Linked DNA regions of Homo sapiens: region 2 is linked to region 1. Evidence: chromatin loops called from intact Hi-C (ENCODE). Cell type or tissue: CD14-positive monocyte. All regions are shown on one strand. Each heading gives the region's core, and the rest is flanking DNA. Links, peaks and the distances in the headings are about the cores only.

Region 1 (2,900 bases), core at 229-2,728:
GAGAAGGGGAGGGGAGGGGAAGGGAGGGGAGGGAAGGAGAGGGAAAGGGAGGGAAGGGGAAGGGAAAGGGGAAGGAAGGGAAGGAAAGGGGAGGGAATGGGAGGGGAGGGAAGAGGAGGGAAGGGGAAGGGAAAGGGGAGGAAAGGGAAGGGGAGGGGAGAGGTGAGAAAGGGATGGGAGTGAAGAGGGAGAGAAGGGGAGGGGAAGGAGAGGAGGGGATAGGGGAGGGGAGGGGAAAGTGGAGGGGAGGGGAAAGGGGAGGGAAGTGGAGGGGAAGGGGGAGGGAAGGGGAAGGGAAAGGGGAGAGCAGGGGAAAAAGGAGGGAAGGAGAAAGGGGAGGGAAGGGAAGGGAAGGGGAGGGAAGGGGATGGGAGGGAAAGGAAGGAGAGGGGAGGGAATGAGAGGGTAGGGAAGAGGAGGGAAGGGGAAGGGAAAGGGGAGGGAAGGGAAGGGAAGGGGAGGGAAGGGAAGAGGGAGAGAAGGGGAGGGGAAAGGGAAGGGAAGAGGGGGGAAGGGGAGGGGAGAGGAAAGGGGAAGGAAAGAGAAAGGGGAGGGGAAGGAAAGGAAAGGGAGGGAAGGGAAAGGGAAGGAAAGGAAAGGGAGGGAAGGGAAAGGGAAGGAAATGGAGGAAGGGGGAGGGAAGGGAAAGGGAAGGAAGGGGAGGGAAGGGAAAGGGAGGGAAGGGGAGGAGAAGAAAGGAAAAGAAAACAAATCCCATCTCCTCACTCTCTGTCCCGATGAGGTGGAAACAAAATTCTGTATTCTCAGAGCTTGACGGGCTCTGATTCAGCACCACCCATTTTACACATGTGGAAGAGGCACACAGAAGGAAAAGGACTTCCTTTCTTTACTCCAGGACATTCAGAAAGTTCAGTTTCTTAGTGTCTAGGCCCACGTTTTCTCCAATATATCTTGGCCCTTCTCTCTCTGCAGTGATATTTTAATCAAACTCCACCAGGCAGAGATCCTTGGGGTGTGTTTGCCCAATTCATTGGCAAATATATATTTTTTTTCTTTAGGACATCAGCCCTTGTTTTTCTACACCAGTTGAACTCAGAGATGTCAAAAACATAATCCTCATTCTCAGCCAATATAATTTCTTTCTTTCTTTTCTTTTCTTTCTTCTTCTTCTTCTTCTTTTTTTTTTTTTTGTTGTTGTTGTTGTTGTTGAGACAGAGTCTCCCTCTCTCACCCAGGTTGGAGTGCAGTGGTGTGATCTCAGCTCACTGCAACCTCCACCTCCTGGGCTCAAGTCATTCTCTGGCCTCAGCCTCCCGAGTAGCTGGGATTACAGGTGTGCTTCACTATGCCTGGCTAATTTTTATATTTTTAGTAGAGACTGGGTTTCTCCATGTTGGACAGGCTGGTCTTGAACTCCTGACCTCAAGTGATCCGCCCACCTCGGCCTCCCAAAGTTTGGCCTCCCAAAGTATTGGCCTCCCACAGTGCTGGGTGGCATGAGCCACCGTGCCCGGCCATGGCCAATGTGATTTTGTTTCTGAGTTTTCTTCAACTAAGGCAGGGTTTCTCAGCCATGGCATTGCTGACTTCTGGGGCTGAATCTTTCTCTGGGATGGGGTTGTCATGCGTTGCTGGGTGTTGAACAGCATCCCTGGCCTGCACCCACCAGATGGCAGTACTGTCCTTGAGCATCCTTGTCCCCATTGTGGCACCTCAAGATGTCTCCAGAAACCGATATGTGTCCGCTGGGTGAGCACTGCTAGACTAGACAGACACTTATGACCACACTGTGATGCAGTCCCCTTCCCTACCTAAGAGCGAAGTGAATGTCACAGGCCAGAGTGTGAATCTGTGCATCTGAGTCTGCGAATCTAATCCTTGCTGTGCAGCTTTGGGCAAGGGACCAAATCTCTCTGTGCCTCAGTTGTCTTATCTGTGAAGTGGGGGGCTCATTAGAGGACCCCATAGCTGAATACTTGGACACAGGAACTGAGATCATTGCTGTTGCCTCTGTGTGGCTGCAGGCATCACCGCCATGGCATGGGGTGTGGAGGAGAAGCTGCTGGTGATTGGCACCCAGGATGGCATCATGGCTGTGTGGGACATGGAAGAGCAGCATGTGATCCACATGCTAACTGGACACACAGGTGAGACTTGGGAAGTGGGCTTTGTGGTCAGCTTCCATAGTGAAAAGTTGGTTCTCAGAGCCCCTTCCCCACAGATTCACTTCTCTGTATTGAAACCCTGGCCTTTGTTCCTGCATCACTTAGCTATAGTTGCATAATGAACCATCCCCAAACACAGTAGTTTCAAACAAGCCATTTCTTTTTCTTTTTAAATATGGGATCTCACTGTATTGCCCAGGCTGGAGTGCAGTGGTGTGTTTATAACTCACTGCAGCCTCAAACTCCTGGGCCAAGTGATCCTCCTGCCTCAGCCTCCTGAGTAGCTGGGACTACAAGCACATACCACTATACCCAGCTAATTTTTTAATGTTTTTAGAAATGGGGTCTTGCTATGTTGCCCAGGCTGGTCTGAAACTCTTGGGCTCAAGTGATCCTCCCTCCTTAGCCTACCAAGTAGCTGGGATTACAAATTTGAGCCACAAACAAGCTATTTCTTTAGCTCACTTCCTGTGCATTGGCAATGCAGGCTGGACGCAGCTGGGCAGTTTTCTGCTCTCAGCTGGGCTTGCTCATGTATCTGCAGTCAGTCAGTGGATTATCTAGGAGCTGGCTGAATCTGAATATTTTCAAATGAGGCAACTCAACTTTGCTCCACGTGGTCTGTCATCATTCAGCGTCCTTCAGGTCTCTCATCCCCAGCAAAGGCAAGGTTTCTTTTTTTTTTTTTTTGAGACGGAGTCTTGCTCTGTCGCCCAAGCTAGAGTGCAGTGGTGCAATCTCGGCTCACTGTAAGCTCTGCCTCCCAGGTTCACG
Region 2 (2,900 bases), core at 295-2,794, 120 kb after region 1:
AAGATTATCCGCTCTGATTCCATTTACCTGGCATTCTCAAAATAACAAAATTACAGACGGGTAGGGGGAAAATGGCTTAGTGGTTGCAGGTGTTGAGGGGAGAGATGAAGTTATGGAAGAGCAGCTGGAAGGATCCTGTGCAGATGGGCTGTTTGTTGACTATGGTTGAGATTACACAAATCTGCCCATGAGGAAACCGCACACTGTTAACTACAGGCAAAACTTCCCTAGTCCAAAAATCCTAAATCTGAAATGTTCCAAAATCCAAGTCTTTTTGAGCAGCGACTTGACGTGCTCAAAGGCAATGCTCATTGGGGCATTTCAGATTTTTAGATTAGGGATGCTGAACCTTAGCTAACTATATAATGCAAGCATTCTGAAATGTGAAAAAATCTGAAATCCGAAACACTGCTGGTCCCCCCAGCATTTCGGATAAGGGATCCTTGACCCGTATGCGCGCGCGCGCGCGCACGCACACACACACACACACACACACACGCGCGCGTGCGCCCGCGCACAGCTGTTCGCTGGTGGGTGTTGCGTGGGCCAGGGTGGAGGGAGGATGAATGTCCCACTTTGTCCCCAGGAACTCTGAGCCTCTGACCCTGAGTCACTCCCACTGCCAGTGGGGGGTCGGGGCGGGGCGGAGGAGTCGGGGCAGGTCGTCGGGGGAGGTTGGTAGGGGAGGGAGGTGGGGAGATATTGAGCCTATGTCTCTTATCTCTGGGGTGGGCCCAGCTGTTACCTGTCCTCCGCCTCCCCTTCAGGCTCAGGGTCTGAGTCCTCCACCTCAAGGCCGGCTCCATTCAGCTTCACGTCCTGCTGTAAAGGCCCCGGGGCCACAGAAGCCAGGTCATCCCCGTAGGTGGAGGACGACGAGGCCGGCAGCCGCTGCTCTGGAAGGAAGGGGGCCTCGGTCGGGAGGGCGTGGCGGGGAGGGGACCCAAGGGCCGAGGGGAGGAGATCCGTGGCCCAGAGCAGCAGCGATGGTGTCCCCGAGGCTAGGCGGGGGGTAGGGTCCTCACCGAGGGCGCAGCAGCTGGGAGGCGCGGGCTCCAGGGGCGCGGCCTGGCGGCAGGCGGCCTCCCGCAGGCGGCAGGCGCTGGCGTAGACCACCCCGTCGGAGCCGCACACCGGGTTCCCCTGGGCGCCGCAGTCGTGGTCGCAGCCGCATCGCGCGATCGCCGCCCCCTCCTCAGGGGCCACGGCAGGGCCCGACTCGCCGGGGAACCAGCCTGGGGGACGAGGCAGGCTCGACAGACCCCCCACCCTGAACCTTGCCCGCGCCCCCACAGAACCTGGGGGTGGGGAAGATGTCCCTGGGTCCCGGGCCCACTACCCCCTCGGTGGGTCTTGGGGCGCGACAGTTAATGGGAGGTCCTGAGCCCTGGCCTTATGGAATTTCACGCAGGTATTTGCCTAATACTTACAAAAACAGAAACAGACTTTTAAAAAGCGGTTGTAGGAGAGAAAGGAGACAGGGCGTCCTGTCTGGGCCGCCCTGCAACAACAGCCCCGTCCCCTGCCGCGCCTCCTCCGCACTGACCACACCCACCCCAACCCCACCCCCACCGCACTGACCGCTCCTATCCTCAACCCCGCCCCCTCCGCGGTGACCACACCTACCCTCAACCCCGCCCCCTCCGTCCTGACCACTCTTAACCCCGCCCCCTCCGCACTGACCACACCCACCACAAATCCCGCCCCTCAGCGCTGACCGCACCCACCCTCGACCCCGCCCCCCGCACTGACCACACCCACCGCAACCTCATCCCCTCAGCACTAACCACATCCACTCTCAACCCCGTCCCCTTCGCACTGACCACACCCACCCCGTTCGGCCCCGCCCCCCGCACTGAACACACCCGCCCTCAACCCCGCACCCTCCGCACTCACCTCCCCCTCGCCGCTCGACCCCGCCCTCACCACACTGACCACCCTCAACCCATTGCGCCCAGTCCCCACCACAGTGACCACACCCTCACTGGCTCGGCCCTGCCCCCAGTATACTGACCATTCCCCAGCCACTTCCCTTCCGCACTTACCACTCCCCCAGCCACGCCCCTCCCCGCTGACCGCTCCTCCAGCCCCGCCTCCCCCGTACAGGCAGAGCGCCCGCCCACCTCTATGCTGCGTTCTCCTGACTTTACGTTGGCCCCTCCTCTGCCAAGCCCCCAGGGGAGCCCTCCCTGGCGTCCGAGGGTGGGAGTCGGGGTGTGGCAGGCCGCGGTGGGGGGCGGCAGTGGCTCCGCGCACTCACCCGGGCCCCGGGCAGGGGCGCGCTCCACTTCGTTGCACGCGGGTCCGGCGCACAGTTCCCGGGCGAGTGGGCTGTGGGTGCTGACGTTGTAGAAGCGAGTGGCCTCGAAGGCTACGGGACGAGGGTGGCGGGTGACCAAGTGCAGGCGCGACGGGTCAGGGACCGGGCCGGGCCGGGGGTGCGGGCGCGCGGGCCTACCGGGTTCGTAGTAGTCGTACACGGAGACTGGCAGCGCCGACGTCCTGCCCACCACGCACTCCCGGAGAGCACGGAACCGCACGCACGTCAGGCACCGGCTGGGGATCTGTGGGGCAGCGGCGGGCGCAGGCTCGACCCGGGCCAGGAGGCCCGGGGCGCTGAGCTCAGGCCCAGAACTGGCTGATTTCAGGGATACCCAGGACGCGTGAAACACAGAAGAAACGTGATCCCATTTTCTTTTTTTCTTTTACTTTTCTTTTTTTTTTTTTTTCCTGAGACAGAGTCTCGCGCTGTTGCCCAGGCTGGAGTGCAGTGGCGTGATCTCGGCTCACTGCAAGCTCGGCCTCCTGGGTTCAAATGATTCTCCTGCCTCAGCCTCCCAAGTAGCTGGGATAACAGGCGCCCACCACCGCACCCTGCTAATTTTTTGTATTTTTGATCA

The links. Peaks named below come from ENCODE experiments on the same cell type or tissue, not always from the same donor. Only the 100,000 strongest peaks of a DNase experiment are listed, where the experiment ranks them.
Region 2: a loop joins it to region 1, with 5 times the contacts of the local background. A loop is called at or near these places in 51 of 110 quality-filtered maps.

The regions. Positions count from the first base shown.
Region 1 is chr19:16,777,358-16,780,257 of GRCh38, forward strand. It overlaps NWD1 (NACHT and WD repeat domain containing 1), which reads left to right. Exons shown (of 19, transcript NM_001007525.5): 12 at 1,986-2,108. Among named protein-coding and RNA genes, the nearest start is that of SIN3B, 51 kb to the right of the region's middle. In CD14-positive monocyte, for the core only: CTCF peaks have their summits at 1,620 (motif pointing right) and 1,819; a DNase peak (open chromatin) is centred at 1,644; H3K4me3 peaks cover 318 bases; H3K27ac peaks cover 996 bases.
Region 2 is chr19:16,895,431-16,898,330 of GRCh38, forward strand. CPAMD8 (C3 and PZP like alpha-2-macroglobulin domain containing 8) reads right to left here. Exons shown (of 42, transcript NM_015692.5): 38 at 2,459-2,564; 39 at 2,261-2,371; 40 at 1,026-1,235; 41 at 746-896. Among named protein-coding and RNA genes, the nearest start is that of F2RL3, 7.9 kb to the left of the region's middle. RefSeq lists silencers at 1,416-1,495, 1,546-1,765, 1,836-2,355. In CD14-positive monocyte, for the core only: no CTCF peak of the experiment used is centred there; DNase peaks (open chromatin) are centred at 561, 1,801 and 2,461; H3K4me3 peaks cover 2,355 bases; H3K27ac peaks cover 1,675 bases; H3K27me3 peaks cover 17 bases.